Linked DNA regions of Homo sapiens: region 1 is linked to region 2. The links are chromatin loops, found by intact Hi-C in ENCODE. Cell type or tissue: mammary epithelial cell. All regions are shown on one strand. Links, peaks and the distances in the headings refer to the core of each region. The heading gives the core; the rest is flanking DNA.

Region 1 (9,934 bases), core at 1,209-9,208, 53 kb before region 2:
CATCCCCAGTAGGAGACTGGAGCATTCCTTTCTGAGAAACTGACCGACTCTAAAGAAAAAGACCTACTGACAGTTCTCCCAATAAAACAGTCCAGCCAGATCATCCTAGGCTGAAGCCAACCAGTCAATAAGCCCTACTGAGGCCCACTAACCCTCAGATCAGCTTTCAGTGCATCACTATTAAAGGTAAACTGCCAGTCCTGGGTCATGGGATTCTTGAGCAAAGTTGCTATCGTTAAAGATAAATACCAAAACAAACACAATAAAGAAAGTTGAAGGAGAAAAAAAACTTCAAAAATGATTAATAAGAATATATTGCAGGTATGAAGCAATAGCATTACATAGTAAAGGGAATATAGAAACAAAAATAACTCTCAGAAATAAAGAAATTATTGTGTAAATTAAACACTTGATAGGATTGATGATGAAATTGAGGATATTTTCCAGAAAACAGGACAAAGAGAGGAAAAAAGAAGAAAAAAGAAAACTAGAGAATTAATCTGAGAGGTCTAATATCTTTACTTCAGAAGAAACAAAGAAAATGGAAGAAAGAAAATAATCAAAGATGTAATTCAAGAAAGTTTCTCAAGCCTGGAAAAGCTATCCAAAATGAAATGGTTCTCTAAGAGCTCAAGTACAGTGGCAGAAATAAAGACCCAAAGGAAAGACATTGGTGAAGTTTTATAACACTGAGACCAAAGGAAAGAGCCTAGAAACTTTCAAAGAGGGGAAAAAGCCACATAGAAAGGATCAAATATCAGAATGACTCAACAGCAACACCAGAAAGCTGCTTTTTATGATTATAATAATAAAACACAGAAAACTGATGTAACAAAGACTATATTGCAGATATACTGGGAGAATGGAGGAAAGGGGGATATGTATGTGTTGAGTGTTGGAGGTGTTGAAAACAAAACCTTTTCATAGAAGAAAATAAAGATATAAGCTGTAAAAACAAAAAGGGTAAGCATATTATTTAGAAATTTGGAAGTAAATACTGAAAGAAAGCTAAAAGTTGAAAGTGGTGTGTAAGGAGCACAGATGGGGTGGAGTGGGGTGAGGGGCTTTTTTTTCTTTTCAATAAGTCAAGAGAATTATTTGATGTTTTAAAGTCTATACATTCATGACTTGGATTAAAATAAAATTAAATAAATAAGAAAAAGATCCAAGGACTTCGTTTTTAGCTTCAGGACCCTAAGAAATCTCTTAATGTCCCTCCTGGGTGATGGATATAGTATCATGCTGTGTCATCTTTGTCAAATCCATGCTTACACAATGAAATTTCCTAGAACATTCAGGTCTCATCAGTTGCTGCTCAAAAAACATGTATGTTGGGTTAGCCCAGAGTAAGTCAATGTTCTTAAACTCACATGTGACTTTCCCACTCCCTGCTGGAATAAACTAAGAAGTTTAGTCCCAGCCTCAGAGATAGCACATCTGCAGCAAAGGCAGCCACAGCTACAACCCTCACCACATCAGGTTTCTGTTTTATCAATAAAAGAATAAAATTCTACCTGTTTTTGTAAAGCAGTCAATAAGGAGAGGAGAAATACTTTTTCCACCCATATTGTTGAAATAGAGCCAATGGTTTAAAATGCTCTTCCTTTATGATTTATTTCTTAATGTTTGCACAGATATGCATATGCAAAATGCTAAAAAATGTACAAAATAGGACAAAATTGACATAGTTCTGTTGCAAAACATCAATGAAAACAATCAGGCAATGTATAATAAAGGATTATAGTACATAATCAATAATAGCAAATTGTGAAATAAAGGACAAGTCAATGTTGCTTAATTATTAAAATTACCGTAACTGGTGGTTTTCTTTCTGCCAAGCTCTTCTACTCAAATTTAGCTCACGTGTCTTGAGAAATAATTAAACGCCAGGACACAGGGCACAGAGCTCCAAAATCTTCACTCCATGTCCTCATGGCCAGAAAAGCCCAGACAGAGGATAAGCCAGGTAGTCTTCTTAAGAAAAGACACAGGGCTCTGGGTAGAGAGCAATACCAGAGTGAAGGAACAGCACAGTGCTACTGCTCGTTTCTATTACCAGTTTCAGAAGGGAGGTGACGGAGAGCTGTGAAATCTCAGACAACCAATGCCGAGAAAAATCCATCAACACATGTGCAACAGGGAGAGAGAGGCACCAAAGCTCATTTAAAGCTGCCCGGTTTAATACAACTTTGTAGGGGAAATGTTACATGAATTTTTACTTTTTTTTCCCACTTTCTTGGTTTGTAAATTCAAGATATGGAAGAGCCAAAGACATGGTTTTATCATGTGCTTTCTTGTCAGTCACAGACTATGAGGTTTGCTTTAGCTAAATGTTCTTAATACAAACATGCTTCAAATAGCAGCAAGAGACTGTACAGAGGGAAGGGAATAATTGGAAGAGAAATCTCAGGGGATCTTTTTTGGGCAGGGCAAATCAGTACACTCCCTGTGGTATAAGAAAAGCACGAGAGTGTGTGTATATATATGTTTGGCCCCATTCATGTTGACTCCAGTGCATGTGTAAACATATACTGTGATGGAGAGTATGTGACCACTCCCTAGCCCTGTGGCCACAGGCAAATTATTTTGCTTCTATGAACCTCAGTATCTTTATTTGTACAAATGGCTATCATCCTCACCTTCACCCTGGTTTCATAAATTTGTGGAAAGGACCTAAAGACATCATGCTCATACTCCACCAAATTACAATGCTTTGCATATTATAGTGCTCAAATATTAGTGCCCTCTCATCTGCAAAGTACTATTATTAATAAGCATAGCATTTTTCTCAGACCACATAAATTATGAAGAAACTATCTTAGACTAAGAAGAAACACATTTTTTTGTAAATCCAGACACTTTCTTGAAATGTGCCTCCTGCAACACCCATCCTCTTCTGATGTGGGTCCCCCTCCCTTCTACATAGGCAGGGCAAAATCGGGTGGTCACCAGAAAGTTCTACAGGAAAAGCTGGTTAATTGTCCAGTGCACTTCCAAATGCCAGTTCTCAGCTGGGCCAACCTGTTTTCTATCCAAAACCAGATACTTTTCAGATAAAATTACATTCTGGTGCTGAATGAAACAAACAAGAGATCTTGACTTGAAATTCCTAATCAAATGTACACACACACACACACACACGCACACACATGCACACCCACACACCCTCTTAATATATGCCTGGAGATAGCTGTTTGTTTTGCATTTTTGGAAATGACTGTAAAATGTCAATAATAATCCCAGATATTTCTTTAGGTCATTTTATCTCTGATCTGTAAGAAGACACACACACACACACACACACACACACACACACACACAATGAGAGAGACAGAGAGAGATACACACATCCAGAAGAGAAGGGGACAGAATATTTGATCAGAAAAATTGAGAAAGAGAAGGGGACAGAATATTTGATCAGGAAGAATATGCATATGCCTTTATTGTGAAGAGGTTGGTAGCACTAGCTTCCCTCTGTGAGTATGCATGGATGATTCAGAATATTCATGAAGACCCAGGGCACTTTGCTTACAGTGCAACACTGTTTATGTAGAACTTAGATAGAAAAGGATCTGCAGATAAACAGAGTGTTAGGAGGGAAGAAAAAAATCAGTCTTTTTTTGCCCACTGCCAACTACCCACAGCTGCTACCAAAGGGTCCCTCTTTTCCAGACAAATGCACACATGCAAAATTCTGCTCACACTTTTATGGAATGTATTGCATTACAAATGGGTTCATACCACATATGCAGGCTATACATAAAAACTTTGAAAAGGGGCATGCCTCATTTTCTGGCAAAAATCAATGGCCTTACTTCTTAAAAAATGGAAAGAAATGTATATTTAGCAAATAAAATGCAAACTTAATGCACTTCTACTTAAATATACATATCAAAAAGGCTGCTGTTGTTGTTTGACTTGAAAAATAAGTTGAAATCATGGAGTGGTCTCTGATGGGGCCCAATACAGGTCATCCAACCCGCTAATCCATTCTGACTTTTCATTTTGATAGTGAAAGTGCTAATAACTCTGATTTAAAAGGGAGTGCAGTACTAAACTCAGATCAGAGTGTCCAGGGTTGCTTTGACAGAGAAGAGCAGATGAGGAACACCAGCTCTCTCTAACACTCTTCCAGCTGAATTCCTGTGGCAACACTTCATTCTCTTTAAGTCACTGAGCTCATTTTCCACCCCTGTTGCTCATATTGTCAGTGGAGGATCACAAGTACCCCTTCTAGAGTCCAAATAGTTTGAACAGACGAGACCACCAAATGGGTTCTGCAGCATTTCCATGCCTCTGCAGACTTCTGTCTACAGAGACACAGGAGGCTCTGAGCTCTGGTACCATCCCGTGGGACACTTCCTCAGGAATGGAAATCGTGCACATTTGTTCTCAATCCCCACCTCCAGGGTGGGAGCCTGGCCAAAGATCTCGTGCGTGTAGGTGGAGAGGGGGTGTTTTTTATTTTAACATTACCCATCGTGGTGGACTTCACGGCTCTGAATAGAAAGATCTACTCCATCTGTATATAGCCAGAAATATCTCCCAAGAGAAGCCTTGAATAAATTGCTTTGAGAGGGGACTTTTTTTTTTCCTACCAAAATTGAAAACACTGACCAAGATTCAACTGAGTACCTTAGAACTCACTCTTTGGAAAGCCCACAGATTTGTGAACTCTTTTGTGGGCACTATAGGTCAGAGGATAAGAATGCCAACCCTGGAGCCAACATACCTGGATATGAATCCTGACTCTTTGACTTCCTCTCTGTGAGACCACAGGCAAGTTACTTGATCTCTCTTTCTTTAGTTTCTGCCTTTGTAAAATGGGTAAAGTATATCTGCCTTATAGAGTTGTTGTGAGGGTAGGTGAGTGCTTAGAACCGTACAGGAGTCAGCTCTCAATAATTTTAGCTATTATACAGAAAAGTAATTAGTTTCCTATTCCCATAAGCTTTTCTTCTTTTGGTCGTGGTTGGTTTTATTTGCAAAGGCAGTGAGTCAAGGTCTAGGCTTCACTGAAGAAGTCAAAAGCCTCCATGGCAACAGAGGAGCCTTTTACTGAGTTGTTGGCAGGGCTGCTGATAGCCAGGCAAGCTGATGCAGAAGGTGAGGAGTTAGGACGATGGGCGGAGCGTTTTGCTTCACCCAAACAGTAAACCAGGGGCTTTGCCAAGCAGCACAAGCTTTGCCAAGCTACATCTCAGAGTGCCCAGATTTTTCTTACAGTTGTTATTTTGCCTGGTGAAGAAAGTTTTCATTATTTCAAAGATGCCGATGCCTTTGCCCAATGCCACATTGTGATCCACGCTCTCAGCCCTGCTGCTCTGAGATGCAGGCCCTGTGGAATCTGCCAGGCTAGACCCTACTTGCTTAGGCTGCTCTCATAGCAGCTCCCCTGGGGCTGGTCCAGATATCCCACCACAGAGTCCTCCTAGTGAGATCATGCAGGAATTCTGGCCTGAGACGGCCATTCCTGTATCCAGAGCTGAAACAGACCCATTAAAAGTGATCTTTTACTTCTTTGGTCATTTTGCTGTGGTTGCGGGGAGTCAAACTCATGAACTCAAAATTACCTGTACACACAGGTTCCTGCATTGATTTATGAGGCTCCCTTTGCCATATGCTAAATTTGACTTTATCCTCACAGCACCTCCCTTATTACACAATGAGGATTCAGGATGTGTGAGATGCACTTCAAATGAGAAGAGAGACATGAGAAAATACTGCCCTACAGGTCCAGAGAGCCGGGTTTCATCCCCACCGCTGTCACAGTGACTGTGTGACCATGCCCAGGTCACCCCTTTTTTGACTACAGCCCTCTCACCTGAGGCACTCTGTGAGAGCGTGAGACTGCTCTTTGAGGATGGAACACCGGTTTAGGATTTGACTGCCATCTCGGGTATATCTAGAGGTAGAATGGCCCGAGAAAACCTATGAAGGCCAACCTTTGAAGGGACAGCAGTCACAGACATGGTCAGAAGGCTCAGGGTTGGGGGTGTGGGTGCTGGAGTCTGGGGGAGGGGGGATGGTGGAGTGTTATGGTATGGAGTGTGAGGGGGAAGTGTGCATGAGAGTGAGAGAGATTGGGTATATCATGTATGTGTATGTGAGAGAAATGGGGATGTGTGTGTGTGAGAAAAAAGGATGGGGAGAGGGAAGGTGCTGAGGTGGTAGGAGAAGGAGAAGGAGGGAAGGACAAGTGGGAGAGGGCAGAGGGAGAAAAGAGGAGGATAGAAGAGGGTCTGTGGAGTATGTAGGAAAGATGTGTGTGACAGCATACTGTGAGGGAAAGAGGGAAAGGGAAAGAGGGAGGAAGGGCAGAATCGAGGGAGGCAGAGAGATGGCAGTGTTAGTGAGTGTGCAGATGTGTGTGACTGCATGTCTGCCTGTGGTGTCTCTGCATTGGGGGTGGCTGTGTAGAGGCTGGAGTAGTATACACAGCCCCTGCCCACGCATTTCTCAGAAACCTCTCTGAGCTCCCTGGAGAGCATCGTTAGGGGCTTCGGGAAATTCTCCCCCCATGACTACCTTTAAAACAAAGCTGGCTTCTCAGAGTGTGAAGGCAGAGGATCAGGACCCTCTCCTGGGGTCCTGCCCCTCTTTTCAGGGCCAGGCTCGTGGGCTCTGGGTGTCTGGAAGTATGACACTAAGCTGGATGTGCCAGTCACACATTAGCTGGGGGTTCTCAGAGCAGCAAAACCTGTGAAGGCAGAAGCTAGAAGCGGACTCACCCTCTCTGCTCAAAGAAGGATGCCATGACCTGTTTATAGCCCCAGGCCTGACAGTCTTCCCTGAAGGGACTTGAGGAATGGGAAGTCAGAGTCAGAGGAGGTATAAGGTCAGCTTGAAAAATCTTGAAAGGAGATTGTAGTGGAAAGCTGGCTTTCAAGGCCTGGCATCCATTAATCCTTTTCCTGGTAAAAGTGTCCCCCTGCCTCCCCTCACCCCCAACTCTTGCTCTCGGGTGGGGCTGACCTCACTCCCAGCTTTAAGAATGGGTCTTGCTTGAATCAGGGTGTCTCCCCAGCCACAGCAATTAGGTGAGGAGGAGACAAGTGACCTCACATCAGACTCGTGTTAGCCATGCTGAGGACCTTTGTTCAGTGTTGGGGAGGGAGGTGGTTTCTGAGGCTGAGTGGCTGAGACACAGAGGGGCCAGAGCTCTGGCAAAGCCATCATCTTGCTATTGTAAGAAGTCTGAAACTGCAGCTCATCAGCAGAAAGCAACAGCAAAAGAACTGAGCCCTGAAGGTATAGTTTGAACTCTGAATCCAGTCATACCTGAATCCAGTCTACTCTTGAATGTCTTCAATTACACAAGCTAATATATATTCCTGTTTCTTTAAGCGAGGTTGAGTTTTCTGTCACTGGTAATCCATAGAGGCCTGGCTGAAACAGAGGGGAATGGGATTCCCAAACACCTACTGAGAATCTACAATGTCCTGGGCAGGAATAGCCACAGGTACCAGAGAAGGAGGTGACTAAACATGAGATTCCTATCCCTTAGGGACCCCTGGGCACTAGGGCAGGCAGATGTCTGAACAAAAATCCAAACTAGCAACAGATGTCCTTGTGCTGCAAAGCAGGGGAGGTGGACAGCATTACTCCAGAAGCCAAGATGGAAGGCCAAAGGCAAGACTGAGGAGTTAGGGCGTGGAGGTGCCATGGTGTAATAAACACCAGCTTTAGAGACAGACAGACCAAGCTCTGAGTTCCAGCTCAGCCTCTTAGTCTCCATTTATTCACTTGCAAAAGGGAAATGGTAACAGTCTTGTTTCATAGGGTTGTGATAAAAATTAAATAATCAGCTATTAAGACTTATTTCTTGAGCACCTATCATGTACCACAAACTGTGGAAAACAAGATGAGCAGAAACAGAGGGAGCTAAATCCAGTGGGGTAAACATCACCAGATGGACATAAACTCACTGGATAGCAGTCTGTGATGATGGAGTTGTGGCATGGAGGGGAGGTCTGAACAGCAGAATAAAATTGGGACATGTGAAGGGGGAGGGAAGGGGAAACTTTCCAGGCAGAGGAAATAGCACGTGCAAAGGCCTTGTGGTAGGAGGTAACAGGAAAGTAGGAAAGACAGAGTGTCCCCCATTATGAAGAGAGAGGGGTGAGGGGAAATATACAGGTGGAAAAGCTGGTGGGCCAACCCTGCAGGCCTTCATTGGATGTTATGGAGTTCTGTCTTTATCTTAAGAGCAGAGGAAAGCATAGATGATTGCCTCTGGATAGTTAGGAGTTTAAAGCAAATTGCTATTGCTGGTTTTGCATCCAATTGCAATGGTGGTGTAGCTAGTCTGAGAACAGACACTGGGAGAGAAGTAAACTATGACCAGCTTGGTGCCTCTCACTTCTGTTTGAAAAATGTTGAGACAAGAATGAGCCCAGGTAAAGTGCACTGCTATCCCAGTGTGAGAGCAGGAGCTGCTAGCTGGGAATGGTAGACTTGGTCCCAGGATCCCCTCACGGGGTAAACATACCTGATAGCAATAACTTAAGCATACCCTTAGAATGACCCTGCATAGCTGGTCTGCATAGTTGGAACTGAATGTATGTTCCAACTAGAGAATCTGGGCATGATCATCCTGGAGATGCATTCCTTGTCTATGAGGAACATCTGAGCCCCTGTTCGGTCCTGTGGAACACAGGCCATAGAGAGGATTGAGGTCTTGGGTTTTGGGTTGAAGGAAGATTGCCAGGTGGTGGTTATTAAGGGGAGAGTGTTAAGTAAAAATGCTATATAAATTTCACGCTGTTTGCATGAAGTTGTGGTTTTTCTGCAAAAAGCCTGCAGCCACTGGGTCACTGGACTGTACATAAGGTGGATATCTTGTCTAGCCCGATGACACTGAACTGCTTCTGTACATAAGTTGGTTCTCCTGTCTAGCCCATCACTACTGGGCTCTCTCTTCTGTATGTAAGTCCCCTAATAAAACCCTATGCTTGTTTGCTGGCTGTGGGTCTCTTCTTTGGCCTCTTGAACCTGGTGCTTCCTTGAGGTTAACAGGGAGGGGTTCAGCACAACAGGGCCAGAGGTACCAGGCCTAGGCTTCAGCTCCCTGGGAGATTCTGGGAGGGAGTCACTACTAAGTACAAATCTGTGATGTACCAAAGGACTTGGACCTCCTGGAACATGAAGCCCACTAGCAGACTAAACTCCTGCGACGGGAACACAGAAGACAGACTAGCTTCTAGAAGCTGGTGGTGGTAACCTCAAGTTCCTAGGTAATCTGAATGAGATGGTGGAAATATTTTGGATTTCAGAGCCAAATAAACTGTTTCAAATCCAAGCTCAGTGCCTTATTTGCTGGGTGACTTGGAGCAGCTAATGAACTTCTCTCATCTCATCTCCTACTATGTAAATAAGGGCCAATACCTACTTTGTTGACTTTCTGGGGATTTGTTGAACTAATGTATATGACATACTTAGCACCCAGGAAATGTACCATGACTTTAAGAACCTTCACCTTCCCTTCACAGGGTTCTGGGTGACCAACCTGAGCCACATGTTAAAAGAGGGATCCTAGACGGTCCCAAGCACTGCCAAAAGCTTCCCAGAGTAAAGCCCTGGATTTTTCCTGAATGCCCCTCCATCAGCTTAAGAACTTGCCTGGTGAAGACAAAGTTCACCTGGGAGAGGGTTTTGGGGAGGCATAGCTATCCCTTACAGTGTGGGTGAGTATCTTTCCCAGCCCTTCCTGGCAATTGCTGTCATCAGGGAAAAGGGAGGGAGCCCAGGAAGCATGCAAAACAGCCAGGAAGACATCTTGGGGGCTTTAGGGTGCTGATGATGAACAAGCAGCAAAAACTCTAGGCAGGGTCTCTGAATCAAGATTTAGTGGCAGCTTCAAAAGCTCAAGGGCTGACTTGGAGCTCCAGATGTACCTCCTTTCACAGTCATCCAGTGTGAGGGGCTCTGTGTC
Region 2 (9,934 bases), core at 1,225-9,224:
AGTAAAGTACAATAAAATGAGATATGCCTATGACGTACAAAATGACAAAAATTAGAGTGAACAATTTTTATAATGAAGCAAAGAGCTAGAAAGCTAATTTGTTTCCAAGGAAAGTAGGAATGTTGTTCCCAAACCAATTAGGCCCAAAATGATTATGACTGATATGTATGGTCTGGGCTCACTCTGAAAAGTTTTGCTTCCTGAAGAAGACCTTAAATACAAGTACTATATGTCTTTATTCATAATGTTTGAATGAATGCATACAATAAATTGTCAAGAAGATAAATCTATATATAATGAAAAAATGACAAAGGGATGATTCAGTAGTATCCCATTTTCTATAGAACTTCCAAAATAAGTAATTCATCATTCATTCTATAATACATTTAATTTTTTAATCTCCCAAAGCTAAAAATTTTAGATGAACACTGATAACAGAAATACATTTTAATGCAAAATATATGAAGCAAAATTACTAACAAAGAACCAAATGATTACAATTACAACTTTAAAATTCTCAAAATGCTTTTACTGAACTAAATAATCAAACAGAAAAAAATATGGATTGTTTTTCACTGAGATGAAAAGAAGAAAGTTAAAGTTATAGGTTACCACGTTTTTCTTAGAGACTTGACACTGTCTGGGTCCTCTCCTGATGAATGCCATGTTTCTAATCCGACTCTCTCATTTACAGCTGTACAATAGACAGCCCCAGGTATTTGATACAGTTATTACTTCTGAGGCTATTCATATTGTAGGATGAATGTCTACCTTTAATTCCTACTCCTTTTTTGTGGACAAGAATTTTTATTATTATAATTATTCATAGCCCACAGTATCTCAAAAACATATGCATATTGTAGCCACTGGATAAATAGCTAGAAATTAAACCAATGTAGCAAAAATGGTTTCATTTAAATAAGGAAAGGAATGCATCTCATGGGTAGTGGGGAGTGAATATGGGTCTGAAAGTGGCCTCACAAAAGTGGTCATCTGTGTAACCTCATAGACCTACTATCAACTATTGAGATTTCATATACAAACACAAAATGTGCTCTTCATAGAATCTGACATACAATGTTTTAAAAACCCACTTGCTTGAAGATGAAAATTCTAGAAGAATGTTCCAAAGAGTAGTGTCTAAAGTAAATCAGTTCTAACCAAGAAGGGAGTTTCAGATTGAATGAAGGGCAGAGGAGCTACTGGACAAAGTGGACAAGCAGCCCTGAGTGTCCATACTGCCACAATATTCAAGTCACGTAATCCTTAAATGTGTTACATGATGAATTTGGCTCTAGCACTTGTGTAATGTTGATGGGTTACACAGTTTGTTGATATATAAATAAAATTAACTCTTCTAAGGCATCCTTCAAAAAACAAGAATGTGATCCAGGTACAACATAAAAGACTGTCCGCTCACAGGCCATACATCCGTGGTACTTTGAAAGACATACTTCTCTGTCAAACAGGGCCTTAGAGACATTTCAGGATGCAAAAATATGCCACATATTTCATGGATTTCTTTCCTAGACAGGTTCCTGTGATTGAATTGAGCAATACAGAAAAATAGGGAATGAACAAAATTTCTCCATCCCTTTGGGTTTCAGCCAATAATAATCTCAAGACATAATACAAGATTAAAGCAGCAACATTTCCAATTTCTCCTCAGCATCCCCTTTCTGCCAGCTTTGATTAAACAAGTGTGGGTGTGTTCTGTTTGAGCTAGACACATTGAATGTGGAAGACTCCTCAGTAACCCTCCACTTTCTTAAAATAAAAATGGAACAAGGGTACACTGGCTGTTGCATGTCTTTCCAGGTATCCTTCTATGAATGGTTCTTTATTTTCTAATGCTCAGCTTCTGAGACTCAGGAGCTGTCATGCAATATTAACACGAACATGATGCAAGATTAAGTGAAATGGGACTACCTAAGCCTCCTGCCTCCTCATTAAGTTGCTAGAAATATGAAATGAAAATTTAAAATATAGTCTTGGCAGCCATTGCTGCCTTTTTTACAACTTATTTTTCCAATATCTGACAAATTATTGAGACAACATTGTACAAGAGAAATAGCAAATGGTTGGCATCAGAAGATCTTGCTTTTGCGAGGCAAGGTTCTTCCATTTATAGGTGATGGGATTCTGAGGTGGTGCATCAACTACTCAGCACTACTGGTATTTGATTAATGCAATGTGTCATTTAATTGTAACTAATAATAGATGCCTGCATACAACTCATGGTAAATGTGGGGTTGACAGGCTGTGACTGCACTCTATTGCTACTAACTGTTTAGTAAATTTGGTGACTTTTCTTACTCGGGGAGAAGAGGACTAGGTAAATATTGAAAGAAATGAAATCATGTAGGTACTGATACTTCCTTTTATTTGTGGGGGAATATGCTGAAGCACAGTATAGTATACTTTAATAACGGCTAGGGTTTGACATTCCAGTGATTTCGCCATCCCTTAAAGATCAAACGCCAATTCTTCACACAAACTGACCCAATCACTTGCCATCATCCCGCTTCAATAGCGGTCTGCTTCAGACCCTCCACACACCTTGGGTGACTCTGCTTTGTTTGCTCATGCCACACATTGTCTGAGAGTGTCTCCTGATTCCTCCTCTCCAACTGAGTTCCATCTAGGATGCCCTCCTTTTCCATGAAACCCCTTTAGGACATCTAACAGTCTCTGAGTCCTTTCCTCTAAAATTCCTAAAGGCTCATTCTGTACTATGCATCTGGCTGCTATAAACATCGTCCTGTTCTATTTGGGTCACAAAGATTCATGTGCTTTCTATGTGTCAGGCTCTGGTGCTACAAATGAAGAAGACAGTGTCCCTGTCCTGGCGGTGTTTACCACCAGTTGGTAACAAACGTCAGTGTAGCGCATGCAGCCATGGCAGATGTTTGAGTCAAATGCTACATGGGACTTGCCCAACTTGGTAGGTGCAGAATCATAACATGCAGTCATCTCATCTTCTCCAACTCCTTATGTCTCTCACATCCTGACCTTCTAGTTCCTTCTTCTCATTTCAGAAAAACTTGTCACCTGGCTCAATTCTTCACCTCCATACTGTGGCCACTATCCTGATTTTTTCCAATCATATGGGCACTGGTATTTTGGTCCCTTAACTTCTTCTTCTAGACATTGTCTCCTCTTCCCATGGTCACCACTCAACTGATCTACTTTAGAAATCACAAATTCATCTTTTTCTCTATATAGAATTTTCATTTTTTCCAATTTTCTCTATCAAGTACTCCCACTGTGACAGTTCTTTGACTTTACCAGATACTACTTCTGGCTGACTGACCCCTTCATTTTCTCCCCATCCATCCATAGCCCCTTTCTGTTTTTCCTTACTATCCAGATTCTGTCTTTACATTCTTCACTGTCCAATATCCTTAACTCAGTTACCCTCTGACCTGTCCCAAGCCCCACGAAACTCCCAATCTGTGGGAAGATTGAAAGAAAACAGATTCATAATTTGTTACAGGAACTTGGCTTGAATGTGTGCATCCCAAACTCCTGTAATGCCTATTTAGATCTACTCTTATTTCTTCCAACATCCAACTGTCTTGTTCTCAGTGCCACAATATTCAAGTCACGTAATCCTTAAACGTGTTACATGATGAATTTGGCTTACCCCACCTTGACTGAGAAATAGAAGGCATGGATGAACCTCTCTCTGTTGATCACTCCCAGATGCACGCTCATCTATAATCCCAGTTTCCTCCTTCCCTTTGTTGTTGCAGGGCTTTTCCTCCCCCTTTCAAGCTGCCATGTGGAGACCCAGATGGGCTCCTTGCTCTGACCAAGTCAGGCACAGGACCTGCGTAGCACCCAGCCTTGGATACTGGGTGCTTAACATACCACTTTTTGTTTCAGTTTGTGTCTCTGGAATGAATATGAATATATATATTTTGTAGCCCAGAGCCTGATTCCTTGGAGACCCCAAGGAAACTTGGCAGCTGTCCCCATTAACTAGCTCTATGGGAAAATTCTAGGTCTTGATGCATTAAAGGATACAAGCGAGTAAACAGGGCAGGGAGAGGAGAAAGGAGGAAAGAAGGAAAAGGTGTGGGAGGCAGGGGCTTCTGAGTGTGTGCTCCCAGGACCTGCTCATCTCTGCTTCACTCATTAACAGGCATTTTGGAAGCATGCAGCAAATACGAATCACAATGCACACTACAGATGCTAGGATCAGCACAGACAAATACCAAACACTGGTTTATCATACTCATCAGTTTCCAAATACTCAACAGATCAAAGAAGTGCTCTGCTGGTCGCTGAGGGAGAATGTGAAATGCCATGCTTGTTATTTCCCTCGCAAAGTTGTCTTCATCTCCCCTTTCACAGCATTGACTCTTTTTTGTCTTTCACAATCTTGCTTTTATTTCTTGTCCTCTATGAAGCTTTCTCCAAGCCCTAGGGCCAGTCTCTCCTTGCTCAGTGCCCTCATAGCCAATAGACAAACTAGTCAGGGCATGTATCTCCACATATGAAGGCCCAGCACTTACGTATCACACCATCCGCTATGCCTCTGAGTCACTCATAATTGGCCTAATTCACCATCATGTTTCCTGCACCCAGCATAATTCCTAAGAATCCAACACATGCTTATGCAATGAACGAACGAAAGGATGAGACCAGATGAGAAATTCCAAAAAGATGAATAACATATGTAGGAGCTGCATCTTCAATCCCAAGAAAGCCCTTTCTATTCACACCCAGGTGCTCCTGGGGGGCCCTCTCTCATCCTCCCTATAAAGATCAACAGGTTTCCTTATCCATGCATCTCTCTTCAGCAAGCTATTTACTTTGGTCAATACTCTGTGTTGATCTACCAATCATAGCTGGTTCTACCTGACTGAAGGAAGTGGCAGGTGAATCTCTCTAAATCAACAGTGTAGACCCTGGGAATGCACCAGCCACTCACCTCGCTTGCTGGCAGACGCAGCAGACCCAGGCCTTTTCGTGCTTCTGGTAGGAGCAGCAGCTCTTGCAGACATTGAATTTGCAATCTCCACACTGGCGCTTGGTGTTGACGAGGAAGGTGAAGGGCGAGCAGCAGCGCATGCAGCAGTGCTCCACAAACTGCTGGTGCTTCGAGAGGATGCTGCACTTGCTGCCTTCCTCATCCAGCTTCTGCTTCAGCTCACTGGGAAACCAAGGTAGGGGAAATGGGAGGAGGAGAGAAACACAACATCAGGTCAGGGGGTGTCTCCCCAAAGCATGCACCCTGTCCCTCCCTTAGGCCAAGCTACCATGTAGGACCTTCCTGGAGAACAAGAGAACTCAGAAAGATCAACTGCTCAACATTATGTCCAGAGAAGAACATTAATCGTAGATTAGTTTTGTGTACTCCTGTATGTCAGATTTTCTATGAGAAAGCATGAAAACATTATCACTTCCATTTCAGAGACTACATTGAGATACAAGTTATTAAAAAACTAATAAGCATATCCTTGAAAAATAAAACCTTTAACTTAATTAATGCCTTTTTAAAGGAGCAGGAGATCACTTATGATAAAACATTAATCCTCACACAGCCCAGCTGGGAATATGATAAATGCAGTCCTGGCTTTATTTAACATCCCTGGAAACTGAAGTACTCAAGGATTTTTAAAAGCTTTCAAATCTATATGAGTTAATAAGGATTCTATGGGTGATGGGCAGATCGAGGCACTGGTGATTCATAGTTGGATAAAAGAACAATTCTGTTCTTTTAAAAAGCTCCTGGTCACTGGGCACACAGCCAGCCACACTAATGCAAAACATAACGGTGCATACACTTCTCTCTGTGCTCAGTGAGAAGAAAAATACACTGCCAACAGGTTGAGTAACCTGGGGAAAAAAAAAGAAAAAAAATTACCCTGAATCAGCAGGTTTGAGTTGTTTTTCCTGCTACGAAAATGGGGGTCCCCAAAGAACAGTAGAAAAATTATTATTTTTACTACTATTTTACTATTACTATACTATATTACTAGACTATAATTTTTACTATTTTAGTACTATATTACTAGACTACTACTTTTACTATTTTCCTACTGTTGCACACTATCATTATAATAGAAAAACACAGTCCCCCACTTATAATGGTTCAACTTATGATTTTTCAACTTTTTGATGATGCAGAAACTACATGGATTCATTAAAAAGCACCAGAAAGTGATACAATACTCTATCATGATGCTGAGCATAGCAGCAGTGAGCCACAGCTCCCAGTCAGCCATGAGGTCATGAGGGAGATATTCTATGGTGGACTATGTTTTACTATGTTGTCAGATGACTTTGCCCAGCTGCAGGCTAATGTAAGTGTTCTGGGCATGTTTAAGTTGGCTGGGCTAAGCTGTGATGTTCAGTAGGTTAGGTTTATTAAGTGCATTTTCAACTTATGACAGTTTCAACTTATGATGGGTTTACTAGGACGCAATCCCACTGTAAATCAAGGAGCGTCTATACTAAATTTTACTACAGCATTCTACTATGATAATACTTGATAGTATTTTACTACTATTTACTACTACTATTGTTTTACTACTATTTTACTTTATTACTTTTTTTACTTTTTATCTTTACTACTATTTTTATTTTTACTATGACTATTTACTACTCTTTACTACTATTACTATTTTTTATACCCAGTTGTGATTATGCAGTTAAAACTAGATATATTTAAGATGGATGTGGCAAATATATTCTCCCGTTCTGCCCTTGTCTTTTTATGTTTATGGTGTTTATTCTCATTTAGAAATGCTTAATTTTTCTGCAGTTAAATCTGTCAGGCTTTTCTTTCATGGACATTGGACTTTATGTCTTGCTTGAGAAGGCCTAGACCACCCCATCAGTTTATATACATAGTCAATTAGCCCCTGTAGTGGGTTGAAGGTTGGCTCTCTTTTTTTTTTTTTTTTTTTTTATCCTTCCAGTCTTTATTATATGCTTGCTTTTACATAGTTGTTATAATATACACATAAAGTATTTTGTATCCTGCTTTTATCATTCAACATTGTACATGTTATAAGCATTTTACTATATTGTTATATATCTTCACAAAGTTGATCTGTAAAGCTGTGTAATTTGAAGGCATCCATAGGGTGACTGTACCATAATTTTGATTCATCCCTTGTTGTTGGATTCTTGGTCAGGGGTTGTTTGTTTTGTTTTATTGGTAACTTTAAAATTTTGAATACAATTTCAGATTTACAGAAAAGTTGCAGGAATATCACAAAGAACTCCTATATATCTTTTATCCAGATTTACTGAGTGTTTACATTTTATCCCATTTGCCTTATCTATATTTCATGTTGCATTTTCTTAATCATTTGAGAATAATTTGCACAGATACCCCATTATGCCCAAAACAGTATGCATTTCCCTAAGAACAGGACATTCTCTTCTAAGAGAAGAAGAGAATTACTTTAAGCATTATTCAGTATTTTTTTAAGTATTATTATCAAAATCAGGAAGTTTAACAGTGATTTAATACTGTTATCTAACCCATGATTCATATTTAAATTTTGCCATTTATCCCAATAATGTCCTTTGTAGCCATTCTTTTACCTTGTGCAGGATCGTGTTACATTTGTAAACGTGTGTCTCTCAATACTGCAGATTCCTCAACTTTCTTTTGTCTTTCATTACCATGACATTTTTGAAGAATACAGGCTATTTTGTCGAATGTTCCTCAGTTTGGATTTGTGTGATGGTTCCGCATGACTAGGTGAGGGTTTTACATTCTGGGTGGGAATATCACAGAAGCAGTGTGTCGTCAGTGCGTCGTAATCAGCATATAATGTCAGTTGGTCCCATTAATGTTGTTAACTCTGTTCACCGCTTAGGTTGGTGTCTGCCAGATTTCATTTTAAATTTACGATTTCCTCTTTGTAATTTACAAGTAATTTGTGGGGAGATACTTTGAGACTATATGAGTATTTTGTTCCTCATTCACCAGTTATATAGTATCAGTTGATTAGTCTTGTCCCAGTTATTACTGTCATGATTGACCAACATGATTTCCTAACTCCATAATGCCTTCTACATTTATTGGTTGACATTCTACATACAAAGAAAAACATCCTTTCTCACCATTTATTTATTCACTTGTTTATCAATATGGATGCAGGGATTCCTGTTTTACTCAGAGTTGCAAGCCATTGCTTTGATTTTTTTTTTTTTTTTTTTTCTGCTGGTAATATTTTCTTTTTTTTTTTCTTTTTTTTTTTTATTATACTCTAAGTTTTAGGGTACATGTGCACATTGTGCAGGTTAGTTACATATGTATACATGTGCCATGCTGGTGCGCTGCACCCACTAATGTGTCATCTAGCATTAGGTATATCTCCCAATGCTATCCCTCCCCCCTCCCCCGACCCCACCACAGTCCCCAGAGTGTGATATTCCCCCCTTCCTGTGTCCATGTGATCTCATTGTTCACTTCCCACCTATGAGTGAGAATATGCGGTGTTTGGTTTTTTGTTCTTGCGATAGTTTACTGAGAATGATGGTTTCCAATTTCATCCATGTCCCTACAAAGGATATGAACTCATCATTTTTTATGGCTGCATAGTATTCCATGTTGTATATGTGCCACATTTTCTTAATCCAGTCTATCATTGTTGGACATTTGGGTTGGTTCCAAGTCTTTGCTATTGTGAATAGTGCCGCAATAAACATACGTGTGCATGTGTCTTTATAGCAGCATGATTTATACTCATTTGGGTATATACCCAGTAATGGGATGGCTGGGTCAAATGGTATTTCTAGTTCTAGATCCCTGAGGAATCGCCACACTGACTTCCACAATGGTTGAACTAGTTTACAGTCCCACCAACAGTGTAAAAGTGTTCCTATTTCTCCACATCCTCTCCAGCACCTGTTGTTTCCTGACTTTTTAATGATTGCCATTCTAACTGGTGTGAGATGATATCTCATAGTGGTTTTGATTTGCATTTCTCTGATGGCCAGTGATGATGAGCATTTCTTCATGTGTTTTTTGGCTGCATAAATGAACAGACACTTCTCAAAAGAAGGTTGGCTCTCTTAAATGATATGTCCATGCCCTAAATCACTGGAATCTGTAACTATTACCTTATTTGGAAAAGGGGTCTTATAAATTAAGAATTTTGAGATGTAGTTATCCTGCATTATATGAGTGAGCTCTAAATCCAATGACAACTGTCCTTTAAGAGACACACAGAGAAGGCAATGTGAAGACAAAGGCAGAGATTGGAGTGCTGTGGCTACAATCCAAGTAACACCAAGGTTTGCCAGCAGCCACCAAAAGCTAGGAAGGAGGCATGGGCAGATTCTCCCCCAAGAGACTTGGGAGGGAGTGTGGCCCTTCCAGCGCCTTGATTGTAGACTTCTGACCTACAGAAGAGGGAGACAATACATTCTTATTGTTTTAAGCCACCTATTTGTGATAATTTGTTACAGCAGCCTCAGGAAACTAATATAGTTTCTACCTAAAAAAAAAAAAGGGAAAACAGTAAGTACAAACTTTCCTCAACACTATATTCTCATCTAATTACCACTCTCTTATAGTCGTAACCTCTTCTAGTTAAAATTCCTGAAAGAACCATCCCTGGTGGTCAATATATGTTCTTTATTTCCACTCACTCCTGGATCTACTCCAATGGGCCTTTTGTTCTTTTTCTTAAAGAAAACAAAATATCTGCTTGAGATCCCCCACTGATCTTCATGTTGCAAGATCCAAAGGGACTTTCTAGGCCTTGTCTTACCTGATTATTCTTACATTCTTGAAATATTCTCTTCCCTTCCTCGTGTTACTCTTGTTTTCTCAGCCCTTTTCCAATTCCTTTGCAAGCTATCTCTTCCTCCTATTCTGACTTTTTAAAAGTTAGACAAGACTTTTTAAGGCATGATAAAGTATTTATTCACTGATGAAGATTGTTTTCAACATTAATGT

Evidence for each region. Hi-C counts contacts between places; a loop is a spot of excess contacts. Peaks named below come from ENCODE experiments on the same cell type or tissue, not always from the same donor. Only the 100,000 strongest peaks of a DNase experiment are listed, where the experiment ranks them.
Region 1: a loop joins it to region 2, with 5 times the contacts of the local background. A loop is called at or near these places in 2 of 110 quality-filtered maps.

The regions. Positions count from the first base shown.
Region 1 is chr3:40,092,128-40,102,061 of GRCh38, reverse strand. The region is part of intron 3 of MYRIP (myosin VIIA and Rab interacting protein); the gene reads right to left. Among named protein-coding and RNA genes, the nearest start is that of EIF1B-AS1, 210 kb to the left of the region's middle. In mammary epithelial cell, for the core only: no CTCF peak of the experiment used is centred there; DNase peaks (open chromatin) are centred at 4,721 and 5,031; H3K27ac peaks cover 1,893 bases.
Region 2 is chr3:40,039,277-40,049,210 of GRCh38, reverse strand. It overlaps MYRIP (myosin VIIA and Rab interacting protein), which reads right to left. Exons shown (of 17, transcript NM_015460.4): 3 at 4,940-5,161. Among named protein-coding and RNA genes, the nearest start is that of MYRIP, 230 kb to the right of the region's middle. In mammary epithelial cell, for the core only: no CTCF peak of the experiment used is centred there; DNase peaks (open chromatin) are centred at 4,530 and 5,750; H3K27ac peaks cover 1,641 bases.